2 separate regions of the Homo sapiens genome follow, and region 2 is linked to region 1. A link is a loop called in an ENCODE intact Hi-C map of the cell type or tissue named here. Cell type or tissue: Calu3. All regions are shown on one strand. Links, peaks and the distances in the headings refer to the core of each region. The heading gives the core; the rest is flanking DNA. Region 1 has its middle 12 kb from the start of RAB9B. Region 2 holds the start of TMSB15B-AS1 (TMSB15B antisense RNA 1).

Region 1 (11,910 bases), core at 2,676-10,675:
CACTTGCTGAAAAAAATAAGGTTTTACTTCCCTATCAAAGAAAATATATTCAATCTTCTGTCAGTACAATAACCCACTCGAGCATTCAGTTCCCAGAGTAGGAAATACTATGTATAAATTCTATACTGTAGATAAACAGCAAATGTACAGTACATTAAGCCACAGACTGGAAGGGATGCTGAGGGATTCATAGTTATTGTTAGTTAAATTTATTAAGGGGGCTAGGATAGAATATGGGTGAAATTTGTTTCTATTACTATTTGGAGGAGGCAGTTGACCTCATGCAAAATGCATGGAACCAGTTGTCAGCATGCCTGGGTTTTGGTGCTGGCTAACTCTGTCATATAGGATATATGAGAACTCTGCTAAATCACTAGACTTCTTGGCCACAATTTCTTCATTTATAAAAAGAGACTAATATTACCTACTCTGATATCATTATTATGTTACTGGGACCAACTAACTGAGACAAAGTTCACTAAGCACCTTGGAAAATGAAAAGCAGTACAAATATAAATTTCTTACATTAATTAGTCATTGTGTTTTAATTCTAGATAGGGTAGAAAGGTGCCATCCCCGTTAAAGAGTTCTGTAATTCTTCCATAAGGGAATTTTACAATTTGTATAATGCTTTAAAGTTTCAAAAGCTATTTTTGAAAAAAATCATGACCCTCTCTCCCCAAAATCATGCCAACACATGACCAAATGAAGAGCAAGTAGAAATAGTTATTTTTCTGATGAATTTCAGTCAAAGGTAAAATAAAGTAATAAAATACTTCATCTTTTGAAATAGCTCTTACTGCGTAATTATTCCAGCTTGTATGAAAAGTGTATGTCATGATCTTTTTGTTAGTATTTTATGTTGTCTATACACTTCTGATGCATTTGTTTGAAGCTTTTCTAGGGCCAACATGAACAGAAATATCACATAAGTTTTTTGAAATAAAAACACAATTTAACATAATATCACTGATTACGGGAGGACACCTGTTGGCACTGAAATTACTGAGGATGAGTAAGCTCATGGAAAAACTCAGTCTTCAAAAATAATGAAAAGCTTCAAGGTTTAGAAGATATAACCAGTGGCCTTCAAATACATTCCTCTTTCGAGATTATCTGTCTTTAGCATTCTCAGTTATGAGCTTAATGCCTTCTTGGTCATTTACAAGGTATCAGACAGCAAATACCAGGAAATATGACATTGCTTTCAACTTGTGCATTATATGGTATTAGTACTGGTGATGATGCCAACAGTTAAAAATACACTTCAGGTGCACCCACTGTCCCCTTCTCTCTTTCACCCCCAACTGCTACCACAAGATAGAATAACTAGCACACTAGAACAAGCAATGCAGACTTAAAAAATGATAGCTATAACCTGAACCAGTGGTCAATATTAGCCTCGCTTAGAAATTGATCAAGGACTTGCATCAATTCACAAAGCATTTATTAAAAAAAATCATCTGAATCTCAGTAAGACCAGGGAGATTTCTGGCATTTTAACTCATCCTATTCCCATCCTCTCTCCTCACTTCTGTGGTAAACTTGAAAACCAACAACTCACAATCACACTGAAAACCAGCAGTCTTGCAGTCACTGGAGGGGTCAGAATGGGACTGGAACACTTCCAAAGCCTCATCCCCAGAGAATTGTCATTATTTGACTGGTCTGGCAGTTTCCTGGAAACCCCCACTCACAGAGTTTCTCTTTAATTCACCTGACTCAGAGCTTGCTCATAGCAGAATACTCTTTTCCTCAGAGCATTTGTCTAAAACAACCAGCAGCAATTGTTTAACATTGCAGTTGCCTGTGGTAACGATAACAATGGGAGAAAACAAGAAATTGACATAAAAACATAGAAGGAAAATCTGAGGAGTGAGATGTCTATAGGTGGCATTAATCATTTCGGTAGACACAGAAAAAGTAGGTGACAAAATCCAACACCCTTTCCTTGATAAAAAAAAAATCAACAAACTAGAAGCATAAAAGAAATTCCTCAATCTTATAAAGGACATAAATGAAAAACCCACTGTGAGCATCACATTTAAGGATAAAAGACTAGATGCTTTTCATCTGAGATCAGGAACAAGACAAGGATGCCCATTCTCGTCTCCAATTTAACATTGTATTGGAGGTTGTAGCCAGGGCCATTAGGCAAGAAGATGAAGCAAAAAGTATCCAGATCGAAAGGAAGAAGTAAAACTATTTTTATTTAAAGATTACATGTTCATAAATATAGAAAATCCTAAGGAATCTATTAAAAAACTACTAAAGCTTGCAAAGAACCTGAACAGTCATTTCTCTAAAGAAGAATAGACATTTCTCATAAGAAAACATAAAAATGGCCATCAAATATGAAAAATTGCTCAACCTCACTAATCATCAGGGAACTGCAAATCCAAACCACTATGAGATATCACCTCATACTCACTAGGATTGCTATAATAAAAAAGACAAGAGATAACAAATCTTGGTGAGAGTGTGAAGAAAGGAGAACCCTTGTATACTGTTGGTGAGAATATAGGTTGGTGCAACCATTATAAGAATCAGTATGGAGAGTCCTAAAAAAATTTAAAACAGAACTACCATATAACCTAGCAAACCTACTCCGAATTATAAACTCAAGGGAGATGAAATCACCACATTAGAAAGATATCTGCCCTCCCTTGTTCATTGTAGCATCATTTGTAATAGTCAAGATATGGAATCAACCTAACTGTCCATCAATAGGTAAATGAATAAAGAAAATGTGGTACATATACACAGTGGAGTACTATTTAGCCATAAAAAGGAGACTGCCATTTGCCACAATATGGATGGTACTGGAGTACATTATGCTAAGTGAAAGAAGCCAGACATAGAAAGAAAAATATTGCATGATCTCACTTATATGTGAAATCTTTTTAAAAAAAGGTCAAATATATAGAGATAGAGAATAAAACAGTGGTTACCAGGGGTGGGGAGTTTTAATTCAAAGGATACAAAGTAGCAGACATGTAGGATGAACAACTCTAGAGAGTGAATGTACACCGTAAAGACTATAGTTAATAAAATTGTATTGTATTAGAGATTTTTATTAAATAGATTTTAGCTGCTCTTGTCACACACGCATAAGAGTAACTATGTAAGATAATAGGTACGTTAATTTGCTTCACTATAGTAACTGCTTTTCTATCTATACATATCCCATAACATCATGTTTTATACCTCAAATATAAGCAATAACATTTATTTAAAAAACGATTAAATATAAGTGAGTTCAGAAAGTTTTCAGAGTAAAAGCCAATATATAAAAATAAATAATGTTTCCATAGATTAGCAATGAACAATCTAAAAGGAAAATTAAGAAAACAATTCCATTTATAATAGCATCAAAAGGAATGAAACACTTAAAAATAAATTTAACAGAAGTTCAAGATGTGTACACAGAAAGCAAAACCACATCATTGAAAGAAATTAGAGAAGACCTAAATAAATGGAAAGACACCCCATGTTTATGGACTGGGAGATTTAAAATTGCTAAGATGGTAATATTCCCCTAACTAATCTACAGATTGTACACATTCCCTATGAAAATCACATCTGCCTTTTTTTTTTTACAGAAATTGACAAGCTGATGCTAAAATTTATATGGAAATACAAGGGACCAAATTAGTTAAATCACTCTTAAGAAAGAAAAACAAAATTGTAGGACTCATACTTCTTGATTTCAAGGCATACTACAAAGCTACAGTAATCAAGATAGCATGGTACTGACATAACAACAGACATATAGACCAAATGAAGTAGAATTGAGAGTTCATACATAAATCATAAGCTTTATGGTCAATTAATAATATTTTTGATACAGAAAACTTAAAAACACCAGGCATGAGGGCTTCCTTTAATATATTTTGGCAGTCCAGATTAACAGAATCTATCGAGAGAGAACATGGAAGACATAGGAACTTCTGATGGTAAGCTCAGTCATCTAAGCAAAGAGTATTCCTTCCTCGACCTTCCCCACTCCTAAGGAGATTCAGCATTGCTCTATTTAGCCAAGGTCTTTTAAGGCCTGTGGCAGAGGTTTTTGGACTAGGGTCTATGAATAGGATCAAGTGGTTCATAAAACCTCTAAAATTCTAAATAATAATTTATGAATGTGTGGATCTCTACATTTTTCTAGGGAAAAATTCTACAGCTTTCATCAGATTCTCAAAGGGGTTCATGACCAGAAAAGGTTAAGAATCACTCACTGAAGGGTCCTTCTCTGGGATTTAGGCCAGCCAGCAGTCCTGAACTGCCCTAATTGAAATGTAACTGGATAACTTAGTTGAGGCAACTATTTCTTTAGAACTTTTCTTGGTGCTATGAACAGACCGGCTTGAGACTGGCTTTGGGGCACCTTTTTAGTATTATATAATGTACCTAAATCCTACCTAGTCTTGCTCTGCTGCCATGACTTACGCGGACCTGATATTGCCCATTACTATGATGGTCGTTTCCTGCCTCATCCTGGATCCTGACTAGATCTGTGGTAGTATCACTATTATGTTGATGTCACTAGCACAACCTTTTTCTGACTATTCTGTCAGGACACTTCAGTCATCCTAGATTGATGAATTAGGAGAATTATTATGTCATTGACAAAAAAATTTATAAAGCAGGAGTGGAGGGAGAACTGCTTCAAAAGAAGTTGCTGAGTTTCTTTGTAGACATATTAAATGACGGTGGGACATATGAGTAGAAACCACCAGCAGATGCTGCGTCATTTTTGTCTACTGCCTGGCCCCTGTGAGAACCTGAGTTTGTGAGCACTGGCTATAACTGAATCCTTGGGAAAACCCCAGTTAGGGGACTGGAGGAGAAAGAGGATTGCTTAACAAGATCAAGAAGAAACAGTTATACAGGTGAGATCCTAAAGAAGGAGACACTGCAATAAATCTTGGATAAGGGTTCTAGAAGTAATGGGATAAGAGCATGAGTGAAACAATTAGTTTTGGATAAGAGGAAGAAAGTTTCCAGTATCTAATTAGAGACAGAGACTCTTGGAGTTCCAAAGATGCCTAGCCCATCACTGTCATTTTCCAGGCTTGTGGTATATTAAAAGAAAATAATAAAGACATGTCAAAACAGGATCTAAACATTGTGAGATGTTTAAAATGTTTATACTTAACATACTGACACTTCTATCACCACCAAAATTTCCACATAATGTAATATAATATATTTACAAAACAAAAAATTTAAAATGTAACCAGTAATATTCTTTATTGTCTATGGTTTAGTAATAAGACACAAGTTTAAAGTTGTCTAATAAATTTCATTTTCTTTAATCTTGTCAGTTTATGTCAGGAATTAGGACTAGACTTTCTGAATGTACAATCTTTCTGAAAAAACATTAAAAGTCTAAATAGAGGCCTTCAAGAATATGAGACTGGTCAAAATGGTTTTTCCTTTTTTAGAGATGTGAGACTTCTGAAACAGTAGGAATAAAAGGAGGGAATGAGTATGCTAGTCTTTTTTCAGATATATGATTTATGAACACAGTATATAGTTTTTTTTTTTGTTGTTGTTTTTTTTTTTTTTTTTTTTTTGAGACGGAGTTTTGCTCTATCACCAGGCTGGAGTGCAGTGGCGTGATCTCAGCTCACTGCAACCTCTGCCTCCCAGGTTTAAGCGATTGGCCTGCCTACTATTCTGGAGTGGCTGTGACCACAGGTGCGCGCCACCACACCCGGTTAATTTTTGTATTTTTAGTAGAGACAGGGTTTCACAGTGTTGGCCAGGATAGTCTCAATCGCCTGACCTTGTGATCCGTCCGCCTCGGCCTCCCAAAGTGCTGGGATTACAGGTGTGAGCCGCCACACCCGGCCAGTATATAGATTTTTAGATCTTAAAGGAACCTTAAAACCTGATAATCAAAGCTAAATCTGGTAATTCAGATTCTCATTTTATCACAGGCAGAGAACTTCTACAAATTTATGTTACTAGCCTAGACTCAAGATGAGAAATCAAGTCCTCTTCAGAGTTCTCCAAATTTGCCTGATCATATGAATCACCTGGGGGCCTTGTGAAATACGGATAAAACAAATTCTATCCACCTGACCTACTAAATCATAATCTTGATGTGTGGTGCCTGGGAATTTGTATTTTAACAAGGCCCCACAGCAACGTGAGTGTATTATGATCAGGTAGTTTTGGGGGACATTGCATCTGGTTTGCAACTCACTCATCTTTCCATCTTGACACTTGCCCTTCACAATTGCCACAATTTATGGCATTTTAAAGACTAAAATGTTCACATTTTATAAAATTAATTAGGCAGAAGGTTTTGAGTAGTGAATGAAGGCAAAGTTGTGGACTTAGCCTTAATCATCCAATTTACCCTCATTTATGTTCAAGTTGAAGCACTTCGACTTTCAGTCTGTGTTAAATTATTCTGAGGCTGATTTTCATAAGGGTTCTTTTTAGCATGGCATTTGGTTTCTTGAAATCTGAGGACCTCTCAGCTGCAGTTAACCCAGTGTATACTCAAGAATCTCTTCTTGGAGAATGTAAACATTCCATTATCCAGTCACCTTTGATAAAAGACCACTTTCACCAAAAAAGAGCCTCATAACTCACATTTTATAGATGATGAAATGGGCACTCAGAGAAGCTAACTGATTCACCCAAGGTCATATAGCTGTACTGTGGCAGGGCCAAAGCACAAACCTGTTCATCTATCTTGTGTTGACTGAGCATCTGCTTCCCCTGGGAAATACACTCACTGATGGGGATACAAAGGTGAAGAAGACTTGGTCCCTACCCCAAAAGAAGCCCAGGTCTTCAGATTGCAGAATAAGTCAGACAGCCTGAAGATGCTGGGCCACCACTAATGTCACTTCAACTTCATCAGAGCAAGTAGCTTCTAATTTTGACTCCCATATTTATTAAAACAGTCCTTGGGACTGTTTCAGAAGAAAGAGATGTTGGAAACTGTTATCCTAGAGACTTGCTTTGCTTGGTCTCATGACCCTTACATTGTTTAAATTGTCAGTTAAAAATTGGGAAAGCTCATTTTTTGAAAATGTAGACTTCTGAATTATCTTGAAAAAAGAAAACAAAAACAAAAACAAAACACCTCAAGATCTCTTCTTACTGGACCAGTGTTCCCTTGCTGTGATAATCCTTTGGAGGTAAGGCGCTATTGCCTACTTTATTTGGGCTGGTGCTAGCCAATTCAACATAGTTCCTAACCAGCACCTTTTACTCACTCCTACTGCTTACCCTATTCCCAAAGTGTTTAAGTTTGCTAAGCCTGGCCACTAACTTCTGGGGCGACAGTTATTGTCTGAACCATGCTTGACGGCAGGTGGCAGCAGTAAGCTGTTTTATTACCATTTCTCCTCCAAGTTGGAAGGATGTACTGCAGCCGCAATCAGCTTCAGGGATTTTTTCTTTCATTCCTCTGAAAACAAAACAAAACGAAAAACCCAAGGTCATCAGGTTTTAGTTGAGTAATATTTTGACAATGTAAGTTATGAAAAAGAGATTTAGTGTTAGTAATGAGAAAAAGCCAATTGTGTGCAATAGGAATCTACCAGGAAAAAAAGCTGGCTGGCTACCAGGAAGAAAAGTCCTGAACCTGAGAGATAGGGCAAGCTGGCTTGCAGCCACTAGTTGGGGAATCTTTTTTTCACACCACATAATAAAAATTAACTCAGATGAGTCATAGACCTAAATGTAAGAGCTGAAACTTTAAAACCCTTAGAAAAAAAAAACCCATAGGAGTAAATGTTTGTGATCTTGGATTAAGAAATAGTTTTTTAGACATAACACAAAAAAGCACAAGCAACAAAAGAAAAAACAGAAAAATGAGACATCAAAATATAAGGCTTTTGTGTTTCAAGGTACATCATCAAGAAAAGAGACAGTCTCCAGAATAGGAGAAAATGTTTGTGAATCATTGATCTCATAAAGGACTTGTATACAAAATATATAAATAATTCTTGTAACTGAACAATAAAAAGAAGACTGACCCAATTAAAAATTGTTAAAAGATCTGAATAGACATTTCTCCAAAGTATACAAAAGCTAATAAGCATATAAAAAGATGTTCAACATCATTAGTCAACAGAGAAATGTAAATCAAACAATAATGAGATACCACCTCACTCCTCATGGTTAAGGATGGCTATTTAGGATGGCTAAGATACAGACAATAACAAGTGCTGACACCGATGTGAAGAAATGAGAACCTTCATAACTGCTGATGGAATTGTAAATGGAGCAACTGTTTTGGAAAACAGTTTGGCAATTTCTCAAAATGTGACCCAGCAATTCCGTTCCTTGTTACACAGCCAAGAGAAATGAAAACCTGTACACACAAAAGAGTTGTACATGGAGATAAATAGCGGCAATACCCAAAAGATGAAAACAACATGTCTATCAATTGGTGAATGGATAAACAAAATGTGGTAAGCAGTGCCCCCTTATCTGTGGTCTTGCTTTCTGTGGCTGCAGTTATCTGTGATAAACTTCAGTCTGAAAATATTAAATGGAAAATTCTAGAAATAAGCAATTCATATGCTTTAAATTGCATACCATTCTGAGTGTGATGAAATCTGGCATCATCCCACTCTGTCCTGCCTGGGACATGAATGATTCCTTTGTCTAGCATCTCCACACTATATGTTACCTGCCTGCTAGTCACTTAGTCATCTCAGGCATCACAGTGCTTATGTTCAAGTCATCCTTATTTTACTTAATAAAGGCTCCAAAATGCAAGAGTAGTGATGCTGATTCAGATATGCTAAAGAGAAGCCATCAAGTGCCTCTTTTCACTTAAAAGGTAAAAGTTCTTGACTTAATACAGAAAGAAAAAAAATTGTATGCTGAGATTGCTAAGATCTACGGTAGGAATGAATCTTCTATCTGTGAAATTGTGAAGAAGGAAAAATAAATTTGTGCTAGTTTTCCTGTCACACCTCAAACTGCAAAAGTTATGGCCACAGTGCCTGTTAAGTGCTTAGCTAAGGTGGAAAAGTCATTAAATTTGTAGGTGGAAGACATCAATAGAAACATGTTCTGACTGATGGCAGTTGAGTTCAGTACTGTTGAGGTTTCAGGCATCCACTGGGAGGCTTGGAACATATCCCCTCCAGATAAGTGAAGTCTATCTACTGTGTATCCATACAACAGAATATTATTCAGCCAGAAGAAGAATGAAATACTGATACATGCTACAACATGGATCAACTTTGAAAACACTAAGCTAAGTAAAAGAAGCCAGTCACGAAATAATTCTATTTATGTGAAATGTCCAAAATAGGTAATTATATGGAGACAAAAACTAGATTGGTGGTTGCCAGGGGCTGCAAGAAGAAATTGGAGTGACATGATCCTAATGGATATGTTTTTTTTTTTTTTTTCCCCAGAGGAGTTGCGAAAATATTCTGGGGAATAATAGTTGCGAAATACAGTTTTTTGACACTGAGGAAATATGGTTCAGTGTGGGTGATTTTTAGGTGAATGGATGTGGGTTAAAGCAGCTGTGACTATGGCTCAGACCCCCTTCTCTGGCTTTTGGAGGGTCTTTCTTATAGCCTGGCTTTCTGTTGGGTTCCACCTTTGAGAAGTCCTGGCAGGAGATCTGTGAGAGGAAGGCGAATGAGGTCAGGGTGTTTATTCACTCAGCTCACTCTCTGCAGCGTCTCTGTGGGATGGCTAAATTCACAATACTTAATAGATGACTCTCTCAATATCTCCACCTCCCATCAACTAACTTTGCCCACTTCCTCTTCTCCCTCCTACAGGACTGGGAGTAGTAATAACCTCACCATTATTCATCTGGGGTCCTCTGCTATCCCTTGTGATTTTCCTATACCCTACCCACATCTTTCATAATAGTCCTTTTATTACTTTTATTAAATTTTCCTAAATTGTCTCATACAAATGTGCCATCTGTTTTTTGCAATCACCCTGACTAATACACTCATTAGCCTTCACATCCTTAATTCTCACCACAACCTTATGAGGTAGATATTACTATTAACCCTATCTTACAGATTTGCAAATATGAGGCTAAGAGAGTTTAAGTAACATGCCCAAGAACCTTCTGACTCTAGAGCTTTGGCTTCAATACACTATATGGATTTGTTTCCTTTTTTTTTTTTTCCCCACTCTGGTGGTATCCCTGCATCCAGATCCAAGCAATCTGATACACTCTGACCAGTTTATTCTTCCCAAAATATTCATCCAAGGCCCTCTAGGATCTGGCTCTTGTCTATTTTTTATCTTCCCCTGCTTCTTCACTGTACAAATATTCCAGTCAAGCTAAACTGAGCTATTCAATTTTTCCTAAACACACCTTATTAGTCCTAACTCATTCTTGTACTCATAAGGTGCCCCAACCCTGGGTTTCCCTCCTCACCCCAATCCCATATTCTTCTCTGCCGTTTTCAATTTTCCTTTTACTTTGAGGCCCAACTGAAATCCTCCTTCCTCCATAGAGTCTGGCTAATCCTAGTCTGCCACTTTCTAGTAAGTGACCTTCAGCAAGTCATCCTAACCTCTCGAGTCTCAGAGAGTTTGAGCGTTAAATTCATATCAATTATTGGTCCACTGATCTCAAAATACTAATATTTACTGTTCTCAAAATGGCCACCTAGCCTAAGGACTCTTCTCTTCAACAACTTGATCAAGTTTTCACAGTGTTGTCTTGTGTTAAATATCTGCCTTTTTTTTATGGTTGCATAGTATATGAACCCCTTTCCAATTTGGAGGACTTGTCCATTGCATTTTTTTTTTTTGAGACGGATTTTGCTCTTGTTGCCCAGGCTGGAGTACAATGGCATGATCTCGGCTCACTGCAACCTCCACCTCCTGGCTTCAAGCAATTCTCCTGCCTCACTCAGCCTTCCGAGTAGCTGGGATTACAGGCATGCGCCACCACGCCTGGTTAATTTTGTATTTTTAGTAGAGACAGGGTTTCTCCATGTTGGTCAGGTTGGTCTTAAATTCCCGGCCTCAGGTGATCCGCCCGCCTCAGCCTCCCAAAGTGCTGGAATTACAAGCGTGAGCCACCACACCCAGCCCATTGCATACATCTTGATGGAAGAAAAGGCCCTGCCTCTCATTACAGAGACCAAGAGGAGCCAAACATTCCTACTCCCTGCTCCCAGCTATAGGCACATGACCTAGGTTCCGCTACATGACTTAGATGTTTAGCTCCTTCCCATGACTTTGAATGTGGAGGAAGTGGATACAGGGGCAATTGGAAATTTCTCTCTAGCCATAGTTTCACCATCCTTCACAGGCTATAGCATGGTTTAGTATTAATAGTTGGAGAACTTCAGTGTGCAACTGAAACTCCTTGGCATGATGTACGTATGTGGGTGTGGGGGGGCGGGGGAGTGTTTTTGTTAAAATACAGCTTCCTCTGCCCTACATTGACCTGCTAAATCAGGATCCTTGGGAGAGGGACATAAAAATCTTTATTTTTCACAGACTCCTAAGGGCCTTGATGATGCTGATACCCACTAAAGTTTGAAAATCACAGCTCTAGGAGATCTGTAGATAATATGTATAATATGTTATTCGGGCCATACTCATTCTTTCTTTCTTTCCCCATAGCTGTCCAGTATCTCTCATTATTTGGTTCTACAGAAGACTAGATCTATTTTCTCTTCAGAGTCTTTTGCTTTATTTTGAATATTCTTTATATAACCACCACCCAACATACATTAAATACCCAGCCCCCACACACACATCCTGCTCTGACATGTTGAGAGATAAACAGGGCTTATATGCCATCAATCATTCCGCTTATTTCTCATTCTTCTAAGATCAGGAATTTGCTGAGTTTACATAAACCTCTTCCAAGTTCCCAGTCTTTTAAGAATTTAATTTACATTCTTGACACAGCATGGTTGGAAATGATGACAA
Region 2 (11,910 bases), core at 1,982-9,981, 73 kb after region 1:
CAGTCTCTGAGCCACAGTCACTGGCCAAAAGTGACTTCCAGTTTGGAGCCGGGGGTGGGGGAAGGGGGCGTGTGGTGTCCTGCACATTTTTCGTGCATTCTTTTCCGTGAACCAAATATTGTCTGCTCTCATATATCTATAGCGCAGTTTGCTCCAAGAGAATGTGGTGGATTTTCCACAGTCGTGGAGCATTTCTTCAGTTTCCTAAATGGTCATTTTTATTAGTTATTTTTCTAGGTTCTCGTTCATGGGCATGTTTTCATTTTACTCATATTTTCCTTTTTCACTCTCATGCTCTCTCGCGTGTATGGTGGGATTTTCCCGACTTTCATTGTGTGTGATGTGGCAACAGATCACGTCCAGAAGCAGTTACAAGAATCCAGCTGACTTTTCCTAGGTGAGAAGTCTGGGGGATTTTCAATTATCTAAAAGAAAGTTGATCACCACTCTACGGCTTTAGAAAAAATATTTTTCATATGCGTTTGTAATTTATGTTAACACGATGTGATAGGTTTTTTTTTGTTGTTGTTTTTTGTTTGTTTGTTTGTTTGTTTGTTTTGAGACGGAGTCTCGCCCTGTTGCCCAGGCTGGAGTGCTGTGGCGCGATCTCGGCTCACTGCAACCTCCACCTCCCGGGTTCACGCCATTCTCCTGCCCCAGCCTCCCGAGTAGCTGGAACTACAGGCGCCCACCACAACGCCCGGCAAGTTTTTCGTGTTTTTAGTAGAGACGGGGTTTCACTGTGTTAGCCAGGATGGTCTCGATCTCCTCACCTCGTGATCCACCTGCTTCGGCCTCCCAAAGTGCTGGGATTACAGGCGTGAGCCACCGCGCCCGGCGGTGATAGATTTTTAAGTATTACTTTAAAGTGGATTTTAAAATAAATTCATCAAAATTTCTGTTATAATAATTTTGAAGTAAATATCGGCAGATATAACTTACAGAAAAGATTTTGGGGTTCCTACTAGTTTTTAGAAGTGTAAAGTTGTCTTGAGAAAAACTGTTCTAGCTATTTAATCATTTGCAAGAGAATCAGATCAATTGAAAACACTGAGCCCCCGTTTTAGTGGTTAAGCCTTTTTAAAAGTCCAATGCCCAATATTCATCAAGACTTTGAAATCATACCGCTGATAGAAAGCTTTTTTGTCACCTTCCTGACTCCCATATGAATGTCAGTAGCATTTCATCCTCAAACATGGTGTTGGGCTTTTGTTTGAGGTCAGTAGCATCTTTTCTTTTCTAGGCATTTTAGGTAAAGTAAGAGATACCAAATATTCACACATGCCATTTTAGCAACCTTTGAGATTTACATTTTTTAAAAAAATTTCTTGGTTTATTCATATAAATCATGTTTATAGATTTTCTAATATTAAATCATACTAGCTTTCTGGGAAAGAAATTCCTTCCTGTGGGTGGCTTCCCTGGATATTAATTAGGTTCCTTCCTATGCCTCATCATGATGAAATTCTTGACCGTGCACAATCACCCAGTGGTTAAGCTCGGGTTTCTCATGACTTTCACACCCTTGGCCACTTGCTTCCTTCAAAAGCCCCAAGGCCCCGCTGTGTCCTGGGGGACTTCAGGTTCGCAGAAGCAGCCTGGATCCTAGGCTCAGCTGGGCTCCCTCTGCAGCAAGAACCTGGGCTGTGGTGTGGGACAAAACAGGGGCTAGGGAAGTGCGTTGGACCCCTTGAAGAGCCTTTCCTTCACCTGTTTTTGTCTGAGTCTCCAGCTCTCCACACCGCTCACATTTCAGGCACAGTTGTGCTGAGAGAGCAGGCTGTACTCAACCCTGCCCACCCTCAGCTATGGCAAGCTATGCATTCCAGGAATTCTTCTACACCTAGAAGATAAAACCACATGTTTGTCCCGCTAACTTTTCTAAGGTTTTAGATTCTCAGCTATCTACACACAATGGCCAAAGAGCCTCATGTGCTCGTGCTCCCGTCGCAGATGGAAGACAGGAAATCAAAAGATATCCAAGGAAGGGAAAAGGGTCAATAAGAAATTGGTACTCTCCAAAAGTCACACAAACATTAAACCATGAAGGGATGGTTTCCTGATCAGGAATGCAACCCATGATGTCGAGGTGAAAGCGCAGAATTTGAACTCAAAGGCTGCAAGGTGAAGTGGCCTTTGTTTTTATTCCCACAGGGGCAGTTTGAGCAGACACAAGAGTTTAACTTTCTTTAGGTCAGATTTTTTGCTCTTTACTTTTATCAAGAAGAGTTTTAAGGCTAGCTGTCACACCATTATGTGTCTTTTTATACATTTAACCTTTCTATCAATCAGTTAGTATAAGAACTCTCTAAAATCCTTTTAATAAAATTGAGGAGGCTAATTTAAGGGATCGATCTTTTGGCCATTGACAATTATAATTCTTAATAGTGTACTGAATTTCAATAGTGACTGGATGCAATAGGCTTTTCAGAGAACAAGTAATCCCAAAGATTCCCCCTGTTCCCAGACATAGGCTAAAAGTAACAAATGACTCCTGGGATTGCTGTTTACCAGCACTCGCTAGCTAGACCAGCGGTCCCCAACCTTTCTGGCATTTTCTTGGAAGACAATTTTTCCATGGACTGGCATTGAGGGGATGGTATTGGGATGATTCAAGGGCATTACATTAATTGCACACTTTATTTCTATTATTATTACATTGTAATATATATTGAAATACTTATACAACTAACCATAATGTGGAATCAGTGGGAGCCCTGAGCTTGTTTTCTTCCAACTAGACGGTCCCATCTAAGAGTGATAGGAGAGGATGACATATTATCAGGCAATAGATTCCCATAAGGAGTGTGCAACTGAAGATCCCTCACATGTACAGTTCACCAAAGGGTTCTCGTTCCTATGAAACTCTAATGCTGCTGACCTGACAGGAGGCAGAGCTCAGGCGGTAATGCCAGTAGTGGTGAGTGGATGTAAATATAGATGAAACTTCTGCTGCTCGCTGATGCTCACCTGCTGCTGAAACGGCCCGGTTCCTAACAGGCCACGGACCTGTATCAATACCTGGATTATGGGTTGGTGATCCTTGCTCGAGACAATAAAGTTTGAGATGACAAAAGCCCCTTATGGATGAGACTTCTTATGACAAATCCTGCCGAGAGCTAGGCACATTCAGAACAAAATAAAATCTCTCCGCTTCCCAGCGAAGAGATTTGTTAGACCAGACACCTGCTTTGACCCAAAAATCACTTCCCCTGGATGGTGGCAAGCAAGAGAGAGTGCTTCCTCTTGCTCACAAATCAAGCTCTCAAGAACACAGATCAAGACAAGAGGGAACTTTATCCTGTAACCCTCTCTATGAACAACACAGAAAGACAAAGTCAAAGGAATACACTGTTTCTGGCATGAAAGGGATAAAAAATGTGAATATTCATACCACAAAGTAGTGTAAGGTGTACCAGAGTTGCTACACCTAGACCAGTCACACAACAATCTTTTTCTCCTAGGCATGAAACCTTGTAGAGGAGACAAACAGAGGGATTTGTTTTGTACCATCTGCCCAACTGGGTTGTACAGAGAGAGAAGCTGGGGGCCTGACTGGTAAGAAATTCTTGCCCTTTTGCCACCTTGTCAGATGACTGCATTCCCTTAACTTCAGGTTCCAGAAGAGTGGAGTGGCTTTGGTGACCCTTCTTGCTATACCAAATTGTGTGAAGGTTTGCTAAGAAATCAACTCACAAAAGGCAGATTAACAAGAGAAAAAGCATACAAGGCCGGGCGCAGTGGCTCACACCTGTAATCCCAGCACTATGGGAGGCTGAGGCAGGCGGATCACGAGGTTAGGAGATCGAGACCATCCTGGCTAACACGGTGAAACCCCGTCTCCACTAAAAATACAAAAAATTAGCCCGGCGTGGTGGCGGGCGCCTGTAGTCCCAGCTACTTGGGAGGCTGAGGCAGGAGAATGGTGTGAACCTGGGAGGGGGAGGTTGCAGTGAGCAGAGATTGCACCACTCCAGCCTGGGTGACAGAGCGAGACTCCGTCTCAAAAAAAAAAAAAGCATACAAATTTATTTAACATATATACACTGCAGCCTTCGGAGCAAAGGCAGAAAGGTACAGGGTAAATTGTCTATTTATATGCTCAGGTTCAACAAAGTATGGACAGCCCTGTAGAAATATGATGGGACAAAAAGGCTAAGACCTAATGCTAATCCAGCAGGGCTTGTTTGTCTAGACTGTGCTTGGCTTCTGTGAACACAGATTTCTTCCTCCTGGGTATGGGGCAGGACCCTCTCTGTAATGGGGTCTTGTGACCTGCAGTCAAACAAGGTCAGATCATTTCTTTATGACCAGTTTTACACAAAAAAGGTGGAGGAAAAATTAGAAAAGTATTTTTAGGCTTTGTGACTATCTTTAGAAAAAAAGGCTTCTGGTTTCTAGGACCCACCTTGGGGAAGAGGGATTCTGGTCTGTACAGTTAGCTCCCTGGGAAGAATGGGGCTGACAGACAGGAGGACCCAGGACCTCAGAGAACATCTTTTACATCCGAGACTACTTCTGGGGCCTTTATTTTGGGGTATCATGCTCTGAGCCCCAACAATAGAAGTCAGCTGCATGTGCAAGTTCATCACTTACAATTTTTACTTTCCTCAAAAACACTAAGAAAACAATACAGACCAAACCTTTGCCACTGTAAAACTAGGATTGCCTTTCCTCAAGCTTCCAGTAACATCTTCCTAGTTTCGGTCTCATAACTCACCACAAGCACCTTTAACACTCATAGCTCTAGCAACATATCGGTGATCATGATATATGTATTCTCTAAGTCAGAGATCCTTTGTCTGCAGCAAATAATTCTTTTCTTAACCCTCACTTGAATTGCATTTGGTGTCCATATTTCCCCCAGCCATCTCCTAAAGGCCCTCTAGGCTTCTTGTGCCATGCATGTCAAAATGCTTCCAGTCTCTATCCATTATCTAGTTCCAAAGCTGCTTCCACTCTTTCAGGTGTTAGCTATCAGATCTGTCTGGCAACAGAATCCCTATTGGTTTGCTCTGTTAGCCTGACAATGTACCACAGACCTGGGTGGCCTAAACAGCAGACATTAATTGTTCACAGTTCTGGAGGTTGGAAGTCCAAATCAAAGCGTCAGCTGGGTTGTTTCCTTCTGAGTAATAAGAGGGAAGGATCTCTTCCAGGGATTTTTCCTCAGCTTGTAGATGGCCCACTTCTCTGTATGCTACTTCACATTTTCTTCCCTGTACACATGTCTCTTTGTCTGAATTTCCCCTTTTGATAGGCACAATGCACGCTAGCCATTTCGAGTTAGAGCCCACCCTAATGAATGTAATTTAACTTCAGTATCCCACTAAAAAACCCATCTTCAAGTAGGAGAGAGACGAGGGGTCAGGAGTCCAATAGATGTATTTGGTGTTTTTTTTTGGGGGGGGGGACACAACTGAACCCATAGGACATAGGAATCCTGAGTTGTAGGTGGGAATACCTCCTGCCTCTTCCATTATGTTAAGAGAACACTGGTAACTGATGAAGGGAAAGAAGGTGACTCCTACCCATCTTTTTTCAAGACTACTTGAATGTTGAGTAATTTTATACACACACACACGCACACACACACACATTTATATATATATATATATATATATATATATATATATATAAAATCTGGTTTATTCCATTAAATTCTCTAGGTATAATGAGAGTGAAAAAGCTAAGGAACATTGTTAGAGATATAATGTTGATCTGACTAATCCTTATAAAGGGAAACCTAGGAATATAAGAGACAGAAATGACCATGTAGTAAAGGGATTAAATGGAAAATTATTAAATGAAAATTATTACTGTCCTTGAAGCAAGTTGCGCTATAGATATATTAGAGTTGACAATGTTTAGTTCTCGGAAAAAGAATGCATGAAAAATCTTCAGGACGCCACAGGCCACCTGCCCCTCCCCTTTACTACCTCCCCCCGCAAGAGGTAATAAGAACCCATTAATCTCATGACCTCAGGTCTCAATCACACACCCCTTTGTCAAAGTTTACCCCCGTTATTTCTCAGATTCTTACATGAGCTCGGAAACTAGCGTTCCCCTGTATTTTACTTGCAGCCTCTCAACAGGTGCCTGCCTTGAGAAAATTAGCCTCTGGGGTAGAGTCGACTTTTGTCCACTGGGGGTCGCAGATCCCAGTCCTCAGGGCCTCAAGACTGTGCCGCGAAGGAAGGAAAGGAAGGGTTGGGAGCAGCCTCTTCTGAAAACCTGATACCTCCCCTCCACCGCCTCCTCTGTCGCCAGGCGGAAAATTCCCTCTCCCATCTTCTGAACACAAGCCAAAGTGCCTCCTGCACTCCCGCCCCCCGTACATTTCCTGCGGGAAACCGTCGGCCTACCAGCTCTGCAATCAGCCGCACAGAATTCAAATTCGGATTCGGCTTTGATGACCTGCCGGAGAGAAAGGGACTAGAAGTTGGATGACCTCCCACCCCCATATTCCTTCCCAGGAAGAGATGAGGAGATGCAAAAGGGGTTCAAGACAGCTTGCGATCGTCTTCTCCCGCCCCTTGCCACCTCCCCGAACACCCGCCCCCGACGCCCGACAACACCCCCGCCCACTTCAATCCAGGCAAATCATAAATCCTACCCAGTCGGCAGCATCCAGATGAGCCACAACTCCTTTCTCAGCGCAACCAGGCCATGGGAGTGCTCCATCCCCTGCCTCGCAGTTACTGATTCTCCAAGCCGGGCGCCGCCCAGTCCTGGTGGGGCTTCCCCCACCCCTCTCCGCGCCGGGAAATCGCGCGCTCTTTCTTTACCTGCGCTCCACTGGTGGGCAGCGTATGCTCCCGCGTCGACAGCTCTGTTTCGCCTTCCGGTCCCCATAGCTCTGCAGGGGAACAGGATCGCTGGCGCCTCCTGGGCCGCTAAGCGACCCCGGGGCTGCCCGGCTTAGCGAGTGCTTCGCAGAGAGGTAGCCGAGTCGAGGCAGCGCGGTTCCCAAGGAAGTCACGGCTGCGGCCACCCTCCAGTTCGGACCTCCGGGCAGCCGCGGTTGCTTTCAGTCTCTGCCCATTGAGACAAAAGAGCGTGACAAGCCGCGCGACGCGGCCAATCAGCGGGGCGAGGAGGCGGCCTACCCAAGCAGCCTCTGGCCCTGAAGCTACTGCTAGCAAGACTCGGGAGCTGGCTGGCGGGGGCTGAGGCCGACAGGCACGGGAGCCGGCGCGGCGTCAAGTGGAGCTCGGACGCACGGACCAGGCCCATTTCCCTTTCATCTGTGAGTTTGCTGCTACCCCGTCGCTTCCCTTCTCCCCATCCCCTTCCGCCTCGGCTCTGCTCCGGGCTTTGAGACCGGATGCCTGAAACACGAGGTGGGACAGAAACCAAGTGAACAATGAGAGTTCCTTACCTTTGTATAGGGGGAAGGGGGGAAACAGCATTTACTGAGTGCTTTCTGTGTGCGGATGCGCCTGTCTCCTTTCTTCTCAGCAGCCCTGTGAAGGAGGTAGCAGTGTGCCCACTTAACAGGAAAGGACTGAAACACCCAGGCGGTACAGTTAGGAAGTGCAGAGCTAAGAGCTCACTCCCAAGTCAACATATCTGACTTCAAAGGCTACCCCTTGCCAACACTCCTCTATTCTGTTAGATTAAGGGATAGCGGAGAAAAACCAAAGCCAGGATGGGAGGACCAACTTGGGACTGCATAGAATTAGTGAGCAAGAACTGTTATCTCCATTTCACAGATGAAGAAACTGAGCCAAAGACAGAGAGGTTAAGCGTCTTGCACTGTATCCCGCAGCAAAGAAGTTACAGCATCCAACTTAGCACCTGTATGTTGCTCTCTAGATGCTAATTGTTTGCCCTGCAGCATTGTCTGAAGAGCACTTTTGCACAGGTAGTCTCAAACCATCTCAACAGCAGTCTCAATGTGATGATAGTGCTGAGGGAGGGGGTGAGGAGGTAGTAGGGAGAGGGCTGAGGGAAGATGAAGGCAACCTTTATGGTGCCCATTGTACAGAAGAGGAAACTCTTCTTGGCACTCTTCTTTCCTTCGTTTTTTTAAAAATACTTTTTTTTATACTACAAAAAGCTGCCCTTTTTATAAAAGCAACATAATTTCGACAGCCCTTTGTGACGCCAAGGGAGGCAAGGCTCAGAGAGGTAAAATGATTTGTCTGAAATTACAAGGTGAAGCCAAAATTTGGACCGAATCTCTGAATCCAGAACTCATACTATTAACTAAAGTGAGTAAAAAGTGGGCTGCCTCAGAATCATTTTGGAGAGCTTGTTATAAATGCAGATTCCTGGGCCTTACCCCTGGGGGATTTTGATGTACTAGGACTACAGGTAAAGAGTGTGATTTGTAGTTTTAAACAGCCCCATAGTTGATTCTGAGGTGTAGAGAGATTCGTGAACCACTGTTCTAAACACCACCACGTGATGCTGAAGGTTATAAGTAAATGGGCCTGTCATCAGTGTATTTGTCCATGGCATATCTGTTATGAAATGTAACTCCAGAGCACAGGTTCCTACCCGCGGTCCTTCCTGGAACTGTATGCAAAGAATCTGGACTCCGTACATTCTTCTGAGTCCACAGCTTTGCAGATTTTCAAATGGGTCTGTCATAATGTCTTCCTTCTTCAAGCCATGCTTGATGAAGAAGTGTGAGAAATCAAACCCCATTTAACCTAACCCCCAAACCACAGCTCTCTGTTGCTGATATGGCTCTTTCATTTCCTGGCTCAAGGACAGGTTGCTAGGTTGCCCTTCTGTGAGCTCTTCAGGGGACTTCTCCTTTGCTGGATTTGGCATCACTGGCCCCAGAGAAGGAGCAACTCCATGGAAACAGCATGCAGGGCTGTCCAAAGTGAATGGCCATGAAGGCAGTGGCTGGAAAACCTGCTCCATTTTTCCCTGACTTAGAGAGCAGGTATTACTTCCTTTATGTATAGTGTGGCTAGGAGGCTCCTGTGGGGCCTGTTCTTGACTCCTGATGCTTGGAAGCAAGTGAACAGTCTGAAGCCCTTCCACTGCCGTTGGCTTCATCTTCAGCCTGCCAAGGCACTTCACTCACTCATTTCCACCCTCTTATTTACAACCCCAAGATGTAGAGTTCCTTGGAGTAAACAATACAGATTTGGAGATGAAGCACTTTCCATCTCAGGATTGTGGCCTGTGGATGGAACAGTGGGGTAGTGGTGGTGGAAGGTGGAAAGTGTGGATGTATGGAGAAGGCAGGTTGCTCACCTCGCACACTTAGGGGTGATGGTGGCAGTAGCTCTTAGGTTTCCTTCAGACTTTTGCTTCTGCTCCCCTGTCCCGTGACATCTGACTCTTGCCTCCCAGAAGACTCTTGTTCAGTGTTTAAATTGGCTTTATCACCAAATTAGGTATTTGCAGCTGGACTTGGTAGGGATGGAATCACATAAGACCAAGAATAGGTGTCAGAGCTCGGACAAAAATAATGACAGGAAATGGATTGTGTAAAGGTGCCAGAGTTGGACTACTGGAACAAAGCGAGAGACATTTTGTGCAGGGATGGGGGGAGTATTTGCAACCTGGCTCCAATTGGATACAGGACATCCTATCTCTGGCCTCATGTGTGTGAGTCTGTTCCAACTGATGGCTCTAATGAGACCACATTTTGTAATTTTAACACATAAACCTTAGAAGCTTGAAGGTTTAGAGATAAAGCTTTCAGCTGAAACAATAATAGCTGCCTTTGGCTGCCTTCCTCCTTTGTACCAGGAACTTTCTATCTGTTATCTCATTTAAGCTTCCCAGCAACACTGTTGAGACAGCCATTGTATCCCATTTTGCAGAGAGGGAAACTGAATTTCAGGGATGTTAAGTAACTTGTGTAAGGCTTCACAACTTTTAAGTGCAGGCACTGGGATTGCAGGCCAGGGATGTCAAACTCCAAAGCCCATGAAAACTCTTCTTTGCTGCCTTCCAAACAAGCAGTCTAAAAGGCATTCTGCAGATAACCCAGTTCATTAGACCGATTGCAGCTTTTAGAACAATTTAGTTGTTATCTTGCCTTTATTCCTATTATCTCTCTCTCTCTCTCTTTTTTTTTTTTTTGAGACGGAGTCTCCCACTGTCACCCAGGCTGGGGTGCAGTGGTGCGATCTCAGCTCACTGCAAGCTCTGCCCTATTATCTCATTTTTATTTAATTTATTTATTTATTTATTTTTTATTAGTGCTATACTTTAAGTTCTAGGGTACATATGCACAACGTGCAGGTTTGTTACATATGTATACATGTACCATGTTGGTGTGCTGCACCCATTAACTCGTCATTTACATTAGGTATATCTCCTAATGCTAACCCTCCCCCCTCCCCCACCCCACGACAGGCCCCAGTGTGTGATGTTCCCCATCCTGTGTCCAAGTGTTCTCATTGTTCAATTCCCACCTATGAGTGAGAACATGCAGTGTTTTGTTTTCTGTCCTTGCGACAGTTTGCTCAGAATGATGGTTTCCAGCTTCATCCATGTCCCTACAAAGGACATGAACTCGTCCTTTTTTATGGCTTCATACTATTCCATGGTGTATATGTGCCACATTTTCTTAATCCAGTCTATTATTGACGGACATTTGGGTTGGTTCCAAGTCTTTGCTATCGTGAATAGTGCTGCAATAAACATGCATGTGCATGTGTCTTTATAGCAGCATGATTTATAATCCTTTGGGTATATACCCAGTAATGGGATGGCTGGGTCAAATGGTATTTCTAGTTCTAGATCCCTGAGGAATCGCCACACTGTCTTCCACAATGGTTGAACTAGTTCACAGTCCCACCAACAGTGTAAAAGTGTTCCTGTTTCTCCACATCCTCTCCAGCACCTGTTGTTTCCTGACTTGTTAATGATCACCATTCTAACTGGTGTGAGATGCTATCTCATTGTGGTTTTGATTTGCATTTTTCTGATGGCCAGTGATGATGAGCATTTTTTCATGTGTCTGTTGGCTGCATAAATGTCTTCTTTTGAGAAGTGTCCATATCCTTCACCCACTTTTTGATGGGGTTGTTTGATTTTTTCTTGTACATTTGTTTAGGTTCTTTGTAGATTCTGGATATTAGCCCTTTGTCAGATGGGTAGATTGCAAAAATTTTCTCCCATTCTGTAGGTTGCCTATTCACTCTGATGGTAGTTTCTTTTGCTGTGCAGAAGCTCTTTAGTTTAATTAGATCCCATTTGTCAATGGATCATTTGTTGCCATTGCCTTTGGTGTTTTAGACATGAAGTCCTTGCCCATGCCTATGTCCTGAATGGCATTGCCTAGGTTTTCTTCTAGGGTTTTTATGGTTTTAGGTCTAAAATTTAAGTCTTTAATCCATCTTGAATTAATTTTTGTATAAGGTGTAAGGAAGGGATCCAGTTTCAGCTTTCCTCATATGGCTAGCCAGTTTTCCGAGCACCATTTATTAAATAGGGAATCCTTTCCCCATTTCTTGTTTTTGTCAGGTTTGTCAAAGATCAGATGTTTGTAGATGTGTGGTATTATTTGTGAGGGCTGTGTTCTGTTCCATTGGTCTATATCTCTGTTTTGGTACCAGTACCATGCTGTTTTGGTTACTGTAGCCTTGTAGTATAGTTTGAAGTCAGGTAGCGTGATGCCTCCAGCTTTGTTCTTTTGGCTTAGGATTGTCTTGGCAATGCGGGCTCTTTTTTGGTTCCATATGAATTTTAAAGTAGTTTTTTCCAATTCTGTGAAGAAGGTCATTGGTAGCTTGATGGGGATGGCATTGAATCTATAAATTACCTTGGGCAGTATGGCCATTTTCAAGATATTGATTCTTCCTATCCATGAGCATGGAAGGTTCTTCCATTTCTTTGTATCCTCTTTTATTTCGTTGAGCAGTGCTTTGTAATTCTCCTTGAAGAGGTCCTTCACATCCCTTGTATGTTGGATTCCTAGTATTATCTGAT

What was found. Peaks named below come from ENCODE experiments on the same cell type or tissue, not always from the same donor. Only the 100,000 strongest peaks of a DNase experiment are listed, where the experiment ranks them.
Region 2: it touches region 1 in a loop (6-fold over the local background); 12 of 110 quality-filtered maps call a loop at or near these places.

What each region holds. Positions count from the first base shown.
Region 1 is chrX:103,837,933-103,849,842 of GRCh38, forward strand. No RefSeq gene overlaps it. Among named protein-coding and RNA genes, the nearest start is that of RAB9B, 12 kb to the left of the region's middle. In Calu3, for the core only: a CTCF peak has its summit at 7,340 (motif pointing right); DNase peaks (open chromatin) are centred at 7,339 and 7,609.
Region 2 is chrX:103,912,044-103,923,953 of GRCh38, forward strand. It overlaps TMSB15B-AS1 (TMSB15B antisense RNA 1), which reads right to left and starts at 7,505. Exons shown (of 5, transcript NR_146557.1): 1 at 7,382-7,505; 2 at 6,789-7,037; 3 at 6,366-6,417; 4 at 6,044-6,182. It also overlaps a transcript of TMSB15B not described here. RefSeq lists an enhancer at 7,431-7,520. In Calu3, for the core only: CTCF peaks have their summits at 6,182 (motif pointing right) and 7,459; DNase peaks (open chromatin) are centred at 6,188, 6,768 and 7,078.